Regions from separate parts of the Mus musculus genome. Here region 2 is linked to region 1. Evidence: chromatin loops called from intact Hi-C (ENCODE). Cell type or tissue: left cerebral cortex. All regions are shown on one strand. Links, peaks and the distances in the headings refer to the core of each region. The heading gives the core; the rest is flanking DNA.

Region 1 (10,281 bases), core at 885-8,884:
CCACTATGGCAGTCCTCTTGCTGTTTTGGAACATTCAATTTATAACTCCTACATGTGTTTTGGGGAAGCAGGAGGCCAAGGTTTGAATCTGTGGTGGTTCTGAACAAAAGCAGTGAATCCTGAAAGCAGAAATTATAGTGACTGACCCTCCTGCTGGTAGCATTATCTTGCGACTATTTCCTTTTGCAGGACATCCAGCTGGGAGATGAGTGAGGCAACTGTGATAGATGGGGGAAGAAAGGCTGCTTACATAATGATCTGGGACAGACTGGCAGGGACTATCAATGGGTATGATTCCCAGCATTTGGCCTGGGACTCTAGGAACTAGACAAGGGTAAGGTGTTGGCAGCTGTTCAAAACCTGGTTTAGTGTCAGTAGATACTAGATACTAGAGTTACTGTAAAATTCAGATTAGGTTGACACATAGACAAAGGAGGGCTGATGAGATCCAGTCAGCTCAAAGTATAATGGGCAAGTCCACACAGGATTGTTAAGACTGTAAAACAACGAAGCTAAAGAATCAAGAAAGACACAGCACACTGGCAATGGTAATACTGATTTCTGAAAGCTAAACTAAAGACTGAGGCTTGATTCCTAGTTCAGGTTTTCTCATTTTAGAAAAACCTAAGCATGCCCTCACAGAGCAGTACATCATCTCATGCTCATATACAGTGTTAACAAAGACAGGATTCTTCAGAGAGCAAGAAACACTCAGACACTAATTCAGGTATGTTTTCAGCACACAAATAGGTCCAATTATGCAACAGGCCAAAATTTAAATTCTATTATCTCTTTAAAGTTAAGCACATTAATATAATTTAGAAATATGAACAATTATCATGTTGTTAGTACTGATTCTATGTGACTTTCAGCACAAATCTGCAAAGGCCTGAATGTTAAATGCTTGAGGGGAGACACACAGTAGCTGAGGACATTTTTTTTTCCTTCCATAAGTTCTTGGGAGTTTTTTCTCAGCACAGTTTAATGGAAACCAGCATCCTGAAAGCATAGCATATCTGGCACAAGCTTCAGTGAATGCCATTAGCTAAAGTACTATAATGACTTCCCCTTGAACAAGTCATCTCATTGTTCTTCATGCTATTAGCAAAGGTTTAAATGGGAAGCAGGACCAATAATTTCAGGTTTTCAAATCAAGTAAATTCCTGATGTGCTGTGGTGGTTAAATCTACGACTTTTAAAATAATTCACTGAAATGCTGTTCGCACTAAAACCACTTTGATTAAGTCTGCTGAACTGTCCCAGTGTGGTATAGGATGGGGGAAGCACCATAGCAGCCACAGAACAGTGTCAATTACTGTGATTATGGGGCACAAGGAAAGCTGTCCAGGGCATCCATTATGCTTTGTAATGGCAAGAAAATGGACTCAGACATTCACATGTAAAAATAAGTATAGCCCTTGGTGGAGAGATGATCATAGAAGCACAATTCCTAAGGTAGCCAGGGTAGTCTTGCACAGCAGGGCTTTTGAGGTAGTTGGGCCACTGTCCTCTGTCCTTAGCTTCTCAAGTCTTTTACTTCTCAAACTCACTGACTCCAGACTGGAATATTATTCCAGATGACATAGTCAGGATATGGAGAAAAGGTGTAGTTGTACCTCTATTCCGACCGTGTGGTGGAGGATGCTGACTAAGAAGACATGCTCCATCATCAGTCTGCTGGGCATGGCTGAGGCAGTGACACAGGCATCCATGAGGGCAGTGGTCAGGGTATCGTTCATGTCCTTCCTGCTGTGGGCCATGTACAGCTCCTCTAGCTGCCCACTTATAGAAGCCATGTTTGGCTCACTCAACCTGCAGTGGAATATGAGCAAAGTGTTACCAATGCATATACTATTTTATGTGTATTTCTGGTTCAGAAACCACTCCGAAACCTGGTGCATACTGCTCAGATAACACTCTAAATCCTGAAATAATGTCAGTTATCTTTTATACAATAATTGAAAAAATGATTTTAGCAGAGCACAGTCACTAAAGCATATCCTGGGATCCTCCCTTAGTCTGTACATATGCCCACAGGTAGTCTGATCTAACATCCCCTAGAGTCAGTAATCACTCCTAGGTGGTAAGTTAAGAAAAAACCATGGACTTGTTTCATCTCTTAGATGACACAAACACACTCAGTTTCTAAATTCATTGTGTACCAGTGCTTAAACCTGAACCTGCTGTCAAAACAACAGGTAATGGTAAAGTTACAGGATATTATGGGCTTTAATGAAAAAGAAATAAAAGCACACAGGAGAGAAAAGGAGATGTGACAGAACAGCCATGCATCTTTTTTGTTTGTTTGTTTGTTTTTTCAAGACAGGGTTTCTCTGTATAGCCCTGGCTGTCCTGGAACTCACTCTGTAGACCAGGCTGGCCTTGAACTCAGAAATCCGTCTGCCTCCGCCTCCCAAGTGCTGGGATTAAAGGTGTGCGCCACCACGCCCAGCTCATGCATCTTGATATCAGTAGCAGTCACCTAAATCTTCAAACAACAAAACTGCACAGAATCGGTCTCAGTCTCTCTCTTCCTTCTGAGTCCTGGGATTACAGGCACGTACCACCACCTCTAGTTTATGTGGTCTGGCAAGCAAGGGAGGGCTTCAGGCTTTGTTCATGTTAGATGAATACTCTACCAACTTAGCCACACCACTAGCTGTCTCTGTTTTTAACTGTAATCTAGCCTGGAAGTGATCCCTCTAAGGACCTCCCTACTCTGTCTTTGTAATTCCCAGTGATCTACAATAACAAGTTAAGCCACAAAAGAACAATACATAGTTGAAATGTGACAAAATTGGGTTAGGTGCTAGAGGCCAGGACAGTGGTCATCTTTGGGGCTTGGAAGAGGCCCTGAATGAGGCTGAGTGAGGGACACAAAACAAGTGGAGAAGGTTTTAGACAAGTGATTCCAATTTATTTGTTAAGATTAGAGAGCCAACAAGGGAAGGTAAGTGACAAATTCCCACCCATGTGGCTTCCAATGAACCTTCTGATGCTTTATTCTTAAAATGGACAATTAAAAACAGACGGTGCCTCAAGGGCTGAAGACCCTGCTTACCACTAGATGAGTTCACTTCTGCAGGCTAGACCTGCAGACTTCGGCCAGGCCGCTCCTAGGACAGAGTCATGTCCTGTTCCTTTCTGCTTCTCAGAATGACCCTGTGGGTTGTTTTCAAACACGGAAAGGGCAATATCAAACAGTTGAGCATCCTACCTGTTCAAATTTAAGTCCCGTTATGTCAACCAAGAACAAGGATCCAAAACACTGTATAGTCCTAGCCTCCATCATTGGCTTTTCAGATAGTTTCTACAACTAAGTGATAGTGTGTCATATTTCTGTAAGGTTACCTGTTAATTAGGCCTTTAACATGTTTCTTGAGCCTGTCTAGCTCTTCTTTCTTGTGGACATCTATTACCTCCTCGTTCCTCAGCCGAGGAGGGATGTACTTTTCACCACTTTCAACAGAGTGACTCTCCTTGAAAACAGGAATAAAATTGTAAACAAAAATGTACAGTGGAAAATCCGGTATCTTTTGTTGTTGTTGTTGTTACTTACTCCAAACACTAACCCCATGAGAACTTGGAGCAGGGTACTGCTATTTAACGAAGTGAAGCTCTATGATTGCCTAGAATGGCCTGGGTCAGCCTGTCCCTCAGCAGGCTGTGGCTGCTACTGTGTTAGTGCAAATACTGTTCTGTACTCTGCCCCTCACTCCGTTTGGAATGACAGCCCAGAGGGCCTACAGGCTGTTCGTGACATACCTGCTGTTCTATGTCATCTTCCGAAGAGCTTCTGCTCTTTTCTACAACTTCTGCAAAACGCACTTTCTTAGTCCCTTTATTTCCCCGAGTCCCACTTTCTGCTTCTCCTCTCCTTTTCGAGTTTACATCTTCCTGATCCTCCTGCAGCACTTGCCAGTCTGGGTCCTCCTCACTTTCTTTAGAATTGCTCTCTAGGTCACTCTCCAAGACTGTCTGTCCAGTCTCCAACTTTTCTTCCTCCTCTTCCTCGCTGCTTTCGTACAGGCCGCCGCCGCTCCCACATTCCAGGGCCCCCAGGATGTAGTCCAGACCGTCGCGCGCGAAGCTGAGCGGCACCGAGCTACCATCGCCCTTCTTCTTACGCTTGTGGAGGCCGAGGCACCGTTCCAGCTTTCGGATCTCTCGGTCCTCCTCCTCGTTGGCCGCTAGAAGTGCCCGCTTCCGGGCGGTGGCGGTGGCGGGACCAGGCTTTCCAGGAGCACCTTTAGCCTTGGCCTTCGGCTGGGCCGCCGAGGCCTTGGTGTTAGTGGAGGGGGCACTGGCCTTGGCAGGGGTTGCTGTGGCCTTGGCGGGCGTCGGTCTCACCTCAGTGGGCGGTCGTCGAGTCTCCGGGCCATCGTTAAGGCCGACATTCCCCCCTTGGTCCCCTGACCCGGAGCCTACTGTCCTCTGCAGGCGCCGCGCTTTCCTCAGGTGTCGCTTCTCCTTACGAAGCTCCTTGCGGCTCTTTCGGCCGCCGGGCCGGGAGCGCGCCACAGCGCTGCGGCTCTCGCAGGCTTCGCTCTCGGAGGTAGTCCGCACGAAGTCTTCCACGGCCAGCCGCAGCCGTTTCAGGGGACCCTCCCTGCCGCCCAGACCGCGGCGGACGCCGCTACGTTTCAAGAGAGCATGTGCCATTGCTCTACACCACAACTCACAAGCCCCATGCCTATAGACGCCGTTAACTTCCGGGACGTTCCGCGGCATCACTTCCGGAAGGGGCGGGACTTCCGGAAGCGCGCTTCAATGGACTAAAAAGGACGGTGGGAGGTTTCCTCTGCTGGTAGGAGGGTACCAGGTCACAGACACTAGTAGAGTCCTTTAAAATCTGAAGCTCTTGTACTTTGTTTTGGGAAGCACTGAGAAAACCTAGGTATGGCTGTAGCATAAATTTTCACACATCCTTGCATTTTCTTGCGTGCGTGTGTACCCATGAGAAGGCAGTCAATTCTGTTTCTCTGTGTGTTTTTGGTTTTTTTTTTTTTTCTTTTTCTTTTCCTTTTCCTTTTCCTTTTCCTTTTCCTTTTCCTTTTCCTTTGAGATAGTTTCACAGTGGGTACCAAGATGGATGTCTGGCATAAAAATGGAGTTTCTTTAGCCATCACATAGAAATGGTGGCTGAACAGAGCCCGAGAGATTCAGCAAACATTGTTCCTCCACTTTCTGCTTTAGTTCTTACCTCCAGGTTCCTGCTTTGAGTTCTTGTCCTGATTTCCCTCAAAGGTGGACTTGATGTGAAAGTCTAAACTAAATAAACCTTTCTTCCTTAGTTGCTTTTTGGCCTTAGTGCTTATCACAATTACAAATGTTGTGCCCTGAGTCCACGGGAAATCCAGATGAGCTCAAGAATTGCAAAGTCCACTGCAACTCGAAAGAGTCTTTTATTGTTTAAAGTTTGAACTCAGCTCTCCTGCCTCACACTCACTACGTGAATGCTGGCAAACGACCCTGAGTCCAGAAAACACTGGGTTTATATACAGTTTAGTTTAGGAATCCCTACAGAAAAGGGGATTAGAGGGCTGTAATCATTTGGTGGATTGGTAGTGTATCGGGAAGGGGGAGTGTTAATGGGTGTCTGTTCAGGGACTAATTTTATGGCCAGTTGTAACTGTCTGTGACCTGACCTCTGTTTACCTTTTTTCCATGGTCTCCCTTGAGCTTGTTATTTCTCTAAGGTCTCAAAGACAGGCATCTGGAGTTCTGCTGCTTATCAGCAGGAGTGTTGATTTTTGGAGACACAAAGGAGGATGTCTCCTCAGAATGTCTTCATTAAGGGGAGTTTTATGGGTAGTACCATTCTAACGCCAGGGGAAGGGGAAGGAGCCCCGACTGCTGCAGGAGGACACAGCACAGAAACCAGTTGTCTGCATATTGTGCTTGCCCCAGGATAGAGGGAGGATGGGAGCTTCTGGGGGAGGGCAGGGAATGCAGAGGCAAACTGTCTGTACACAACACTGACATCTCTCTAGTATCACTAATTCGGGGGTTACAACACAGAAAGCAAGCTATTGTGATTACTTTCATTGTCAGTCTGACTGGATTTACAATAACCTGAGACACCGAGGCTCCTTTTTAGTTTGTCCATGGGGCATATCTAGCTGGTTAACAGATAGAAAAATACCCATCCCCGATGTGCTTTCATTAATTATCTCATGGGCAGGGTCCAGATGAAATGAAAGGGAAAAGGAGAAAGCCAGGGGGCACTGGAATTGCCCTTGTCTCTGCTGCCTGGGCAGTTGCAGTTGCCACATGAACATTCCATAACACATATTCCTGTTGACATCATCTGAACCACTCTTCCAGGTCTTTCTTTTCATGATGGACAGAGACCATCTGAATGATCCAAAAATAAGTGTCATCTTCATCATTATTATTCTTATGACTCTTCCTTTTCTCCTTTCCCTCTTCCCCCTTCTCATCTTTTTATTTATTTATTTAATGTACATGAGTACACTGTAGCTGTCTTCAGACACACCAGAAGAGGGCATCAGATCCATTACAGATGGTTGTGAGTCACCATGTGGTTGCTGGGATTTGAACTCAGGACCTTCAGAAGAGCAGTCAGTGCTCTTAACCTCTGAGCCATCTCTCCAGCACCAAGTGTGTTCTTCTATAACTTGCTTCTCTCAGGCATTCTGCCACAGAGACACAAAAGCAATGAATAAAAATACAGCCTGTTGAGAGACAGATAGAGGGTCTGTCTGAAGAAGGGATGTCCTGGCTAGTTTTGTGTCAACTTGACACAAGATAGAGTCAATTGAAAGGAGGGAACCTCAATTGAGAAAATGACTCCAATAAGATCCAGCTGTAGGGCATATTCTTTATTAGTGTTTGATGGGGGAGGGTCCAGTCTATTGTGGGTGCTATCATCTCTGGGCTGGTTCTATAGGAAAGTAGGCTAAGCAAGCCATGACAAACAAGCCAGTACGCAGCTCCCTTCAATGGCCTCTGCATCAGTTTCTGCCTCAAGCTCTGCTTGAGTTCCTGTCCTGACTTTCTTCAGTTGACTATGACAATATGGAAGTGTACACCAAATAAAACTCTTTCCACCGCAACTTGCTTTTGGTCATGGTATTTCATCATAGCAATAGTAACCCTAACTAACACAAAAGGCATGCGGGCCCTGTCTGCAGAACATTATGTGGAGGACTTGTCCAAAGGGAGAGTTAGATATAAGTTCCACACAGAGGAAGAGGATACTGGCTCTGTTTGGGAAAGTTAGATGGAGGACTTTTCTGTGATCAGGAGCAAAATAATGGATGCTCTGGTTCACCCACTGTGGTATGACTTAGAATTTTGTCACTGTTTTTACATCATGAGGTGTCACTTTAAACATTGTTCTTACCTTTTGTGATCAAGCTAGCTACGTAGTGCCTCATTGGCTTCTTGGAGAAGGATGATGATGGGGGGAGGAGGAGGAGGATGAAAGGAAGGAAAGTTAATGTGGAAGAGGTTATAGATTATAATGGAGGAGGCTAGAGCATTCTTCTGAAAAAAGCCAGATGTAGGACAGTTTTCAGAGAGATTTTCCTGACACTCTAAGGGATTGAAAGGATTTTCACACACAATGTGTTGGTACAGATGTAGGTTAGGTTTTTATCAGGGAGGAGTGAGGATCACTTTGCTGGAATGGAGGGAGGCAGGCACTGGGAAGGAGGACCACAAGGCCAGGGCCAGAGCACCTGCCTCTCTTGGCCACTTCCCTGTTTCATGTCTTTAGAAACTCTGTCTCTAATCTACAAAATCAATTGTCAAGTAGGATTGAAATAAAAAATGAATTCCTCTCATCCTTGAAGCTCCAGTGTGATAGGAAGGGTGCCACCATCCTCTGCTTGCCCAGTCTTAGTCTTCCAGCTTCTCCAGTTGGTGCCCCAACCCAGGCTCCTACTTAAGGCAGGTAGGTGCTCCACTAGCAGTCCTGATGTGCTTCTTTGTGATTGGCTATCTCCATGCCACAGTCTGCAGGGAGGAAAGCTAAGATTCAGTTTTGCTCTGCTTCTACAGTGCAGCCATCCTCACTCCTGGAACACAAGAGCCATTCAAGTATTTGCTGGGCAGGTGTCCTTGTAGGATGGTGGTACATGTTTTGGGTATATGCCCAGGAGTGATATAGCTGGGTCATCCGTGGATGTTTCTGGTGCAGCAGATCTCTTGTGGGTAACCTTGGACTGAATGTTCTTGATATAGAACAAGAAAAGAAAGTCCTCCCACTACATAATAATCAAAACAATTAATCTCCAGAATGAAGAAAGACTATTAAAAGCTTCAAGGGGAAAAGGTCAAATAACATACAAAGGCAGACCCTATCAGAACTGCACCTGACTTTTCAACATAGACTCTAAAAGCTAGAAGATCCTGGACCGATGAGTGGCAGCCAGTCAGTGGAGCTCGGGGGACAGCAAGGAGCTAGCTCAGGGTAACCGAGAATGCCACAGAGGACAGGCAGGGGAATGAGATCTAACATGGATGTTCCTTGTTTCGTGGACCTGGTGGAGGACAGTGGAGCAATGGAGCTGTCTTTGATTCCATTATGTCATTGGGTCCCCTTCCCCTAATGGGACTAACTGGTTTGGACTCAGTGGGAGAGGATGCACTTAAGCCTACTGTGACTGGATGTCCCAAGGTGGGGTGGTAGCTAAGGTGTGGCTTTTCTTTTTCTGGGGAGAATGGAAGTGGGTAATGGACAGAGGGATTTGTATGGGTAGGACTGGGGAGATAGGAAGGATGGAGGTCCCAATTAGGATGTAAAGTCAATTAATAATAATAATAGAAAGGAAAGGGATTATAGGCAAGGCATTCCTAAAAATAATGATTCTTTTCCCTAGAGAATTCAAAAAAGAAGGCCTCTGCCTTCTGGAGTATGCCGAAAGTGTGACAAAGGCTGACACTGGACTAATGAATGCAGATCAAGGACAGTACAGCTTCAGTAGATAAGAGAAAAGTTTCAGGAGAGACTACAAAAAAAAAGTATTTTGGCAAACTTCTATAAATGATGAGAGATCAAAGTAAAAATACAAATAAATGGCATTGAATAGAAAATTTAGTAAAAACAGGAGCATATATAACAATAATTTCACCAAAATCTTGTCATCCACATTGGCCTCTTCAGGATGTAAATATTCAGCTTCTAGATACAGAACTTTGTCTCATGTAAAACAAAGTACAAGATGGGTCCAGCCTATGGAGCCAGAGGGACAAATATGAAATATAAAGCTATATGTGGCTAATAAAGCCATGAATTTATGGGGACATAAATCTCAGAAACAAACCATAAAATAAAAATGCTTCTCAGAAAGATATAAAACATATTGTCAAGAACAGTTGCAGACCATTCAGGCTGTATGTAAGAAGAACACAACAGCTGCTGTTCTTCCAAAGTTACCAGTTAGCTTATCTTTAAAATGATTAACTGATAAACCTGTATGAGTGGATCAATGGCCTGTGAAAAAAAGTAAAATTATAGATACTAGAACAGCTGGTATAGGAACAACTAAATGCTCAATATATTGAGGAATCCACTAGCCCATTGAATTCCCATGTGTTTGTTATAAAACAGAAATGAGAAAAATAGAGCATATTAAGAGACTTAAGCACTATAAATAAGATGACTCAGCCAATGGGCTCTTTACAGCCTGGAATACCATTGCTGCCTTTATTACCTAAGTCATGGTCTTTGATAGTTATTGATTTAAAAGATTGCTTTTTCACAATCCATTTGTATGAACATTATAGTGAAGGGTTTGATTTCTCAGGTTTGTAATAATGGTTTATAATATTATACACTATATGATATATAATATAATATAAATATATGTTATAAAGTAATATAAAGGTTTATAATAATAGTTGTTTAATAAAGAGATATCATTGGAAGTCTTAACACAAAACAAGATATATAGCCCTACCTTGTGCCAATATTTTGAACAATAACCATTTGAAATAATCTGTAAATAGTTACTTCACTATAATGTACCATTATATTGATGATATCTTACTGGCTAATTTGCATACCTTGGGAAAAATGTTTGATAAAGAGAATTTTGTCTTGCTTATGATTAAAAATTCCTCTTGAAAAATACAAAGAGGAGATTCTATCAATTATCTAGGATATAAGATAGGTTTACAGAAAATTAGACCACAGAAAGTACAATCAGGAGAGATCAATTACAAACAATGATTTTCAAAAATTGCTGTAATATATGACTTGGCTATAGCCTACAATTGGATTAACTACTCAAGGGCTAAGTAATTTATTTC
Region 2 (10,281 bases), core at 1,353-9,352, 56 kb after region 1:
CTTGTCCTCACCTTCCTAACATATCCATTCCTTCACTGGCATTGGAGCCTACTTCTTCAGGATTCCTGCACATACAGAGGACTATTGGAGACACCCAGCATATACATAAGACTATCGGAGACACCCAGCATATACATAAGACTATCGGAGACACCCAGCCTTGTATGGCTTTCCATTTACATCTTTTACAATACTTGATGATTATGCCCTTCTAATAAAAAGCTTAGAATACTTAGTACTTGGTTTACACCTCACCTCACTTGCTTTACGAAAACTCTCTCTTTTTAGGTGATACAACTCTGTCCCTCTAGGTGTTAGGAGTCTCTTGAGCCTTCTTTCTACTCCCAACCTGTGGGAGACTCATAGGAGTGGTCTATTATTGGCCTTGTTAGAGAAAGTCTGTCACTAGGGGTCAGGAGTGGGCTTTGAGGCTTCAGAAGCTCAAGCTAGGCCCAGTGTTGCTCCCCTGCTGCCTGCTGATCAGGATGCAGAACCCTCAGCTACCTCTCTAGCACCATGTCTGCCTGTATGCTACCATGTTTCCCACCATGATAATGGACTAAATCTCTGAACTGTGAGCCAGACCTGACTAAATGTCCTCTATATTAGTTGCTGTGGTCATAGTGTTCTCTCACAGCAATAGAACCCTAAGGTGGTAGGGGTTATTGGTACAGACTTTTAACACAAATCTAGTCTGTGTACCTCTTATCACATGGGCAGCCTCCACCTGGATCCAATACATAGTGATGTGTTAGAATAGCCGCTTGAGTCTGAACACAGCACACCAGGCCAAAGCAGTTCCATGTGTTAAGAGGTTTATTGGGAGAGAGAGGGGGAAGGTGTCGGTGGAAAGAGAAGAGATTGTGTGTGTGTGTGTGTGTGTGTGTGTGTGTGTGTGTGAGAGAGAGAGAGAGAGAAGCATTCCTCATATATATGGATGATGATGTGCTCACAGGTAAAGGTGGGAGGTGAGTTCAATGGATTCTGGGAATATGGTGAATATGGTGGTCCTTATCTTGGCAACAGGTGTGTAGTCGAGCTGATGCCTATGGGATGTCACAGGTTTTGGAGGTCCTGATGACAACACATAGGCTCTGAATTAGTATAGTAAGTCTCATGGCTTCATCCTTACCTGCTACCTAGTCTCTAAACACAGTGAGGTCATATGACAACTATAAGCAGGGTGCTTGGTGACACTTCCCAGAGAAAAATTCAAAGCTCTATAGTGGCTCAAACAGTTTTACAGAACAACTGTATTACAAATATTATTTTCTAAAATGTGTGTGTGTACTCATGTGCCACAAGGTACATGTGACAATTTGTGGGAGTTATTTTTCTCTTCTATCAAATGAGTACTGGGAATGGAATTCTGGCCATTAGGCCTAGCAACAAATACCTTTACCTATTTGAAACATCTCACTGGCCAAATTAATTATTTTTAATTGGTGTATGTTCATTGTATGTCATTATGGATATCATAAAGGCATTTTTTCAAGTAAATTTTTATCACTTGCATTTCCACGCACTCTTCCTTTCTCCTTTCTCTCTGGATAATCCTCTTTGTTTCCCCAGCCTTGCTGCTACTTACATGTCATATCTTGCTGAGTTTGGCATGGACTTGAGTATGACATGGTTTCCTGCCCCTGGAACAGAACTAGTGGGGTGTGGGTCTTCACAAGTGTTGATGACTGCTATGGTTGTAAGGCTCGTTTGTATAAAATTGTACATATTTTTCACATTCCTTTTTTTTGAGGAATGTTCTGCCAAAGTTAATGACTCTATGATAGCTAGAGACAGCTTGAGTTCAGGAGGTGAGGGAGTGTCAGAACACTGTGACCTTCAGGATAACCCTTAAGGCTCTGGGAAAGAATGCTGAAAACACGAGTTTGAAAATTTATAATTTCTTAACTATGCAAAATATAAGGATACAATATGAATTGTATAAGGAGCTTCACAGATCTAAAGGAACAGAGGCAGCTGCCCTATGAGCCAGACTGTCAGAAACATACTAAGGAAGGAGATAGAGATTTAGAGAGTGGTGATCGCAAGGCAAGATCCCACACAGCTAAATTTTTTGCTTATGCTTATGAGTTCAAGGTCAGCCTCAGACAAAGCTAATTTAGGTCCAGGTATAGTCAGAATGGTAATTTCAGAGAAGGGTCCCACCCAGCTATCTTATTATCTTGCGGTCCCTATCTAAGAATCAAGGGGCTGGGGTCAGGTGGTGTTGATTCAAGATATAATCAAAAGGGAACCTGTGATAATGACTGAATTGATGTTTAAATAAAAAAGAGACTTTGTCTGCAAGAGATGAGCTATCCAGAGAGTTTTTTTTTGTTTTTTTTGTTTTTTTTAATATCAAGAGAAAGCTGTCTCAAGCAGAGCAGAATATAGAATACAATCTGAAAAGCTAAAGCAGAACACACACACACACACACACACACACACACACACTATAGAGACAAGAGAGGGGGCCGGGAAGGAGAGGGAGGGGGAGGGGGAGGGGGAGGGAGAACGCTAGTGAGCAATCTGGAAAGCCAAAGCTGTTTTGAGCAGAACACAGGATGTCAGTCTGGACTCACACTTTGACTTTGAGTCATTTGCTTTGCAGCTCTCAAATACCCCTTCTCTCAGAACCCCTCTCCAAGCCGAGGCTGGTCCTTGGCAATGTAAGTATATGACATATACATATGTAATATTTTAGGTATAAATATAAAACCCATGGTCTGCAAATGAGTACAAAACATGCCACATCTGTCTTTGTCTTATAAGAGGGATGTGGGGAAAGGGTGGTTCAGTAGCAGAAGTGATGGGATGTCTAACTCCAGCTTGCTTGAGACTTCTTTTTACTGGGTGCTGGAATCACTAGGGGTCACAGGAAGAGCAAGCTCTAAGGCACAGGCCTTCTCCCAACACTGTCATCATTTTGATTTTCCCACTGGCTGGAGCGAGTTACACAATCAGGGCCAGATTCAGGGTAAGTGGTTCTCACTGGAAGATAAGCAAAGCCAGAGAACAGAGATGTGGGCCAATGTGCTGAAGAGGTCAGCATAGGAACTTTGGGAAGGTCATGAAACAATCACCCCTCCAGGAGAGGCTAATTAGCATTTTTCAGACCACAGGGTGGAACCAAACCGAGGGTGGGGACACATTCAGCAGGACTGACCATTGCTCACCTTCAGACAAGGGAAGACCTTGTCACCTCATTCCCTAAAGACCAATCAGTTTAAAGGGTGCACTGTTCTGCCAATCATATTGTGCCTAGTTGCTGATGCTCTGTTCTGCCCCTGGAAACCATATAAAAAGTCGCTGAACTAGTGCTGGGGGTCGTCACCTCTCCTTCGGGTCTGGGACGATCCCAGTGCACTGGAACAATAAATTCCGATTGCGCCAGGTGTGGTGGCGCATGCCTTTGGTCCCAGCACTCAGGAGGCAGAGGCAGGCGGATTTCTGAGTTCGAGGCCAGCCTGGTCTACAGAGTGAGTTCCAGGACATCCAAGGCTACACAGAGAAACCCTGTCTCGAAAAACAAACAAACAAAATAAATAAATAAATTCCACGTGGTTCACTCAGGGGGTCCTCGGTAAGCTAAGGCTCCCTGGAGTCTTACAGTGCTTGGCAGGGGAGTGGTGTCCATTTTTGAAGTTGGTTATCTTGGCTAAGTTTAAAAGTGCCAAAGAAAATGAAACAAATAAAACTGAATGAAAGCTGGGTAAGCTTCCATGAATAGCCCTGCAACAGAAATGTAAGGGTTTAAATGGTTGCAGTATTCAATTGGAAAGATGTGAAATACTTTCTGGAATATCTGCCCCAGAGCTACACACCTCAAAAGCTGATGTGTTTATCCTTTGATTTGGACAGATTAGCCCAGGAATCATCCAGATCAGTTCAGGTGGGTATTTAACCTAGCTCCCAGAACGCGGTTGTCCAGGAAAAAGGTCTTTTTCCTTGTTCTTTAGGGCTGAGACATTTAAAGACACGTCAAAGGCAAACTGGTTTGAATTCAGACACGTTGTTGCTGACTGATGAGCCTGCTGTATCGGGAACACACGCTGGGAGCAAGACTCAGGTTCCCCAGGCTCTTCTACCAAATGAACCCAGAATCAAAATTGCAAATAATCCTTTTAATTCCAGCTGTTTTGGCCCAGGCCTTTAATCATGACTCCCCGGAAGCAGAGGCAGTCGGATCTCTTGAGTTTCAGGACAACCAGGACTGCATAGAGAACCCTGTCTAGAAAATCCAAATCAACCAACCAAATACTCCTTTAAATTCCAATTTTAAAACAAAAATTGCATAATGAAGGGAAATGGCTGTGTTGGCATACTTAGTCGTGCCTCATATCAAGGGCGTTGTTTAAGGCCTACAGAGGATCATTAACCATCAGAGCCCATCTTCAGACCTGGGGGCCCTAGGCTATCTCAGTTCTCCAGGACAGCGGCTCTCCTATCTCCGCAGAGGCAGAAGGACTTCAGAGTGCTAAGCTGCAACGGCTTTCCCGCTTTGCACTTGCTTGGGAGAGAAATTTTCCGTAGTAGGCCCTAGGTCTTTAAGGTTGGTCGAGCCCAGTGCTAAACTCAGATTCTGAGAACAAGGGTGGAGCAAGGCGTGATCCAAAAGCCCCGGGGTGATCCAAAAGCTTCAATAAACAAGTGAGGGCGGGTGCACCTGTGCCCGGATCTCCAAATCCCGTTCGCACCAGGGCTTCCGCCTCTAGACCTCATCCCCTGCCTGGAGCTTCGGCCCGCCCTTACTCTGGGCAATGACTAACAAGGCTGGACCACAACACTTCAGGCCCAGCTCCGAGATTTATGTCCTGCTGCAGCACGCGTCAGAAGGCCACTTCAGTCCAGGACCCTAAAAACCCCGCCCCCGTTCCTCCAGTCTCTCTCCAAGGCGCCTAGCGACCTTCGGCCCAGCGCCCCACGCGCAGAGGCGCTCTTCTCTGACGTACGGCGCTCTCAGAGTGACGCACAAGTCCCGCCCCGACCTCAAGCCCCGCCCAGGCTGTGGCCATTCCCCGCCTCTTGTATCTTGAACCGCTTCTCCCTGAGCTCAGGCGGCGTTTTCCGATCCTGCTGCGGTCTAGGTGGCGTTTCTGTCCGGCCACGAGAGACTGTATAGCCCCGCCGCCCGCGGGCAATGGTGCGGCGGAGCGCGCAGACGCGGGCGGCCCTGCGGTGGGTATGAAAGGAGGATGGAAGGGCAGGACGAGGTGTCGGCGCGGGAGCAGCACTTCCACAGCCAAGTGCGAGAGTCCACGGTGCGTGGTCGGGCGGTTCCCTGGTGCTGCGCCGCGCGTTGGACCCAGGAGCGCAGCGTAGACCAGCACGGTCCCATAGTTTCTTCCCGGACCCTTCACGCATGTTGGCCTTCCAGCACCCCACTGGGTCTGCTGCAGACTGACTCCGACGCCCCGCATCACTTGAGACCCGTTCACCTGCTCCCCATCTTCTCACCTCTGTCACCTCCTGCTCTGTCACCCTACTGCTCTCTCCTCTTGTAGGTCTCCCTCGCGCCACCAGCGTTCTCTCCCCTCCTTTCTGTCCTCTCCTTACCTATGTTCCCTCCCCTTCATTCTAACTTCCTATCTTTCTCCTGTCACCTTTATACCCACCCACCACCCCGTACCTATGTCTTCCTTCCGCTGCGTCACCTGTGCTCCTCCCTTTCCCTGAGCTCCCTCCTATCATTTCTGCCCGCTTCCAGTCACCTGTGCCCACCTCTGGTCACCTGAGTTCGGCTCTCCTCCCAACACTTGTAGCCCGTCATCATCGGACCTCCTCAGTCACCTACACTTAACCTGCGTCCATTTCTCCTATACTCTCCCTATGCGTCCATTCAACTCATCTGCACCTTTATCATCTGCTTCACCATCTTCACCTGAGTTTATCCCGCATCTCCTGCTAACTGAGGGTATAGGGTGATGGGTGGCTGCCTCTTTTCTTCTAGCCGGGCGTGGTACCTGGTATCTGGGCTGAGCTTGCTGTGGCTCAGCTGTAAGTACAGACACCTGGCTTCCCAAGCTTCCAGCCCTGCAGTGGCTCTGGCCTCCCACCCGCATCTCCCTATACTCACACCCTCTCTAAACCCCTCTATCCAGGACAGAGTTAAAAACTTCCCGAGGAGTGTAGACAAGTCTTTCGTAGGAAGGGCGAGAGCAGGAACCTACAGTGCTGTCAAACAACTGCTCTGGAAAGGATGGACCCCTTTCATCCTGCTGTTTCTAGCAGGTCAGGAAGCCAGCTTGGCTCCCTAAGGTCTCTTTTGATGAGTGCCTTTCAGGATGCCCTACACTATTGTAAAAGAATTAGTTTGTGTCCCCATAACTCTGCAAAGTATGTTCAAGTTACATATTTGCATTCACCTCTCTTCTAGTTCACGTTCCCCTCTCAGTCACACCCTTGGTTTGAGGGAAACATTCTGGTTCAGTTTGTGCAGTTACTGATTTTGAAAACTGAGAACTGGCTTGCCGAGTCATACTGAAGTAAGAGGAGATGCATTAAATCTGAGTTGATAGAGTTTAGTACAATGTAGTTGGTTAATTTTTATTTTTATTACTTCTTTGATTATTTCATACAATGTATTTTGAGCACATTCATCCCTCCCCAGCCCCTCCCGGACCTCTCTCCACATTCCCAACTTCATGACTTTTTTTTTTTTAAACCATTTGAATCAAATTTGTGCTGCCTTTCCATGCTTGGGTGTGTGGGCATTTATCGGAGGTTATGGTTGACCTATGAGTAGCGCACTTTAAAAAAAAAACTGACTCTTTTTTAGCAGCTGTCAGTTGTCAATAACTCCTCAGATAGGGGTGGGTCTTCATGTTTACTTCTTTCTTCATACTGAGATTTTTGACTGACTTGGGCTTGCCCAGGTTTTGTATGCATTGTTAAAAACCACCCTCAGTTCATTTGTATAGCTGCCATAACTGGAAACCCTGTCATAACTGGAAAACACTGGTTCTATATGGACATCCACTGCTTCTGGCTCTTACAATCGTTTTGCCCCCTCTTCCACAATTGTTTTAAATCTCAGGAAGAGGGGAATGATACAGAATTCCTATTTAGGGCTGAGCATTCATTCTGTAGCCTCATATTCTTTGTACCTTGGCCATTTTGGGTCTCTACACAGAAAGCATCTCTGATGAAGGTGAAAAGATGCACTAATCTCTGGGTTTAACAATAAGTCATTAGGAGTTAGTTTAATATGGTTTTCAGTTAGCAATATAGTAGTAGGTATAGATATAGGTTCTGTCCTAGGGTCTATGACTCTTTACACACAGAGTCTTGTCTCCAATTACAGTGCCAGGTATGAGGTTCATTTTGTGGAGTGGACCTTAAAGCCAATCAGAAAGTATTTGGCTACTCCCACAAATTATGCTATTAGGAAGGAATCTATAATTTTAAGTATGCCCTAGATACATTTTCTACAAAACATACTTGACTAATCATGGTTTCAGATGCAGAAATAGAATTTTGCTACCTTGCCAGAGACCCAGGCTTTCTCAACAGTTGTAACTTTTATCTTCTCTAAGTGTAACTGCTGCTCTGGTTTCTAAGGCTATAGGTTAATTTTGTTTTATTTTAAAAATTCTTTTATATGTATGAGTGTTTGTTTGTACTTATATCTGTATATCATGTATGTGCATGATGCCCATGGAGTCCAGAAGAGGGCATCAGATCTTTGGAACTGGAGTTAACAAATAGTTGTGAATTGTCATGTGGCTACTGGGAACTGAATCTGGGTCCTCTACCATTGAACTACAATGTCAGCCCAGAGAAGTGGCAGGTTTACTCATTCCTCTGTGCCTGGTGCATCTGGCGGTGGACTTCTGCTAGTTTCTGAAAGTTTTCTCAGGGTGGGTCTGCTCTGACACACTCAGGAATCTGAAATATGTATGACTGCTATGGTAATACAAGTGTATCCTTTTTAAGTTCTGAGAGCTGTTTTTGGGAAATCCTAGTGAGCACAAGTAGATCTCTCACAATTCTTGGAAATGGGCTGGAATACCTGTATTACTCCTTGTTTTTAGCATATTTAAGGTGGATGTCTAATTATTTCAACAACATACATTATCTTCCTCATTGTATTGTCCTTGTGCTTTGTGAAAGATCAGTTAGCTGTATTATATGGTTATAATTCTAGCATTCCTATTCTGTTCCATTGGTCAGTACTTCATTGATTATTATTATTTTTATTTTTGATTTTTCGAGACAGGGTTTCTCTGTATAGCCCTGGCTGTCCTGGAACTCACTTTGTAGACCAGGCTGGCCTCGAACTCAGAAATCCACCTGCCTCTGCCTCCCAAGTGCTGGGATCAAAGGCGTGCACCACCACCGCCTGGCTACTTCATTGATTATTTAAGCTTTATTTTTACTTTACAAGAGCCCTTTGATTATATTCTTTCTCTTCAGATTGTGCTGATTATTCTGGGTTTTGATTCTCTGCATAGACTTTAGAATCAGCTTGTTTATATCTACAAAGTAACTTGCTTGGGTTTTGGTTGAGATTGCATTCAGTTTGTAGATCAAATAGGGAGAACTTGCATCTCCCTGTTCATGAACATGGGCTATCTCCCATTTATTAAAGTTATTTTTAGATGTTTTCATCAGAGTTTTATGGTTTTCTTATGTATATTTTAAATATGTTTTGTTAGATTTCTGCATACTCTGTTAACATTACATTTTTTGGCATGCTAGTGTAAATGATGTGTGTTTTATATTCCAGTTTCACTTGTTCCTGGGCTGGTAGCACACACTTTTTAAAGTAATTAATTAATTCACATCTCGATCAATTGAAGCTGCTTCTCCCTCCTTTCCTCCCAGGCCCTCCCTCTCCCTGCCCACCTCTCCTCCCTCCATCACCACCCCTCCATCTTCTCCGAGAAAGGGAGGCCTCCTATTGATATTAACTTGCCTTGGCAAATCAAATCTAGGACTAGGCACATCTTCTATTGAGCCTAGACAAGGCATCCCAGTTAGGGTAAAGGGATCCAGAGGCAGACAGTAGAGTCAAAGAGAGCCCCTGCTCTAGTCTTTAGGGATCCCATAGGAAGACTAAGCTTCATATCTGCTGCATATGTGTAGGAGGCATAGGTATGCCCCTTACATCCTCTTTGGATGGTGGTTCAGTCTCTGTGACCCCTCCTATGGGCCCAGGTTAGTTGATTCTGTAGGTTTTCTTGTATTTTCTTTGACTCCTCTGGCTCCCTCAGTCCTATCTCCCACTCCTCCATAAGATGCCCTGAGCTCTGCCTAATGTTTGACTGTGGGTCTCTGCATCTGTTTCCATCAGCTTTTGGATGAAGCCTCTCAGGGGACAGTTACACTAGGTTCCCGTTTGCACGTGTCAGTAATGGTGGGGTCTCAAGTTGGGCCAGCCGTAGGTTGACCTTTTCTGCAATGCCTGCTCCATCTTTATCACTGACATCTTGTAGGTGGGACGAATTGTGGTTCGAGGGTTTTGTGGCTGAATTGGTATTCCATTCCTCCATTGGAAGTCTTGCCTGGCTAGGTGTTCGGTTCAGATTGGTGTCACATACTTTTATTCCCAGAATCTCCATAGGTAGAGACAGGCAGGTCTATGTCATTTTAGGGCTACTCTGGTCTATATGATGAGCTTCATGTCAGTCAGGGCTAAGGGCAGTATAGTGATACTCTGTCTCAAAACAAAAAGCATGCAAACAACAACAAAACCCTGACATAAAAACTGAGACCAAGCTAAAACAAAAATTTCACTTGTCCATTGCTGGCATATAGGAAAAGTGATTGACTTCAGTATTTTAATCTTGTGACCTTCACTCTTGATATAATTATATATAAGTTCTAGGTCTTTCTGTGTATTCATTCATTTTTTTTAAATTAGATAATACAACCATCTGTGTATAAAGGCAGTTTTACTTGTTAATTTCAATCCTTTTTCTTGTTTTCTTGCATTAAATAGGATTCTTAGAACTGCGTTGAAGAATGAGAAAGGGTGCCTTTGCCTTGTTGTAGGTCTTAGAGAAGCTTTGCTTTTCTCATTTCCTTCCTTTCTTTCTTTCTTTCTTTCTTTCTTTCTTTCTTTCCTTTCTTTCCTTTCTTTCCTTTCTTTCCTTTCTTTCCTTTCTTTCCTTTCTTTCCTTTCTTTCCTTTCTTTCCTTTCTTTCTTTCTTTCCCTCTGCTTGCTCTGGTTGGCCCGACTCAGACCGGCTGCCTCCAGTCAACTCCACTCGCTTAGTCTCTGCTTGCTCTGGCCCAAAGATTTCTTTGGGCCAGAGCATAAGTACACTGTACTTATAC

What was found. A loop is a pair of places that touch in the nucleus more often than their neighbours do. Peaks named below come from ENCODE experiments on the same cell type or tissue, not always from the same donor. Only the 100,000 strongest peaks of a DNase experiment are listed, where the experiment ranks them.
Region 2: a loop joins it to region 1, with 7 times the contacts of the local background. A loop is called at or near these places in 6 of 42 quality-filtered maps.

What each region holds. Positions count from the first base shown.
Region 1 is chr5:29,429,128-29,439,408 of GRCm38, reverse strand. It overlaps Nom1 (nucleolar protein with MIF4G domain 1), which reads right to left and starts at 4,742. Exons shown (of 11, transcript NM_001033457.2): 1 at 3,766-4,742; 2 at 3,352-3,479; 3 at 1,617-1,812. The coding sequence starts at 4,731. In left cerebral cortex, for the core only: a CTCF peak has its summit at 4,793; DNase peaks (open chromatin) are centred at 4,205 and 4,733; H3K4me3 peaks cover 1,825 bases; H3K27ac peaks cover 628 bases.
Region 2 is chr5:29,373,107-29,383,387 of GRCm38, reverse strand. It overlaps Lmbr1 (limb region 1), which reads left to right and starts at 4,998. Exons shown (of 17, transcript NM_020295.3): 1 at 4,998-5,261. The coding sequence starts at 5,196. In left cerebral cortex, for the core only: no CTCF peak of the experiment used is centred there; DNase peaks (open chromatin) are centred at 4,991 and 5,652; H3K4me3 peaks cover 2,091 bases; H3K27ac peaks cover 1,686 bases.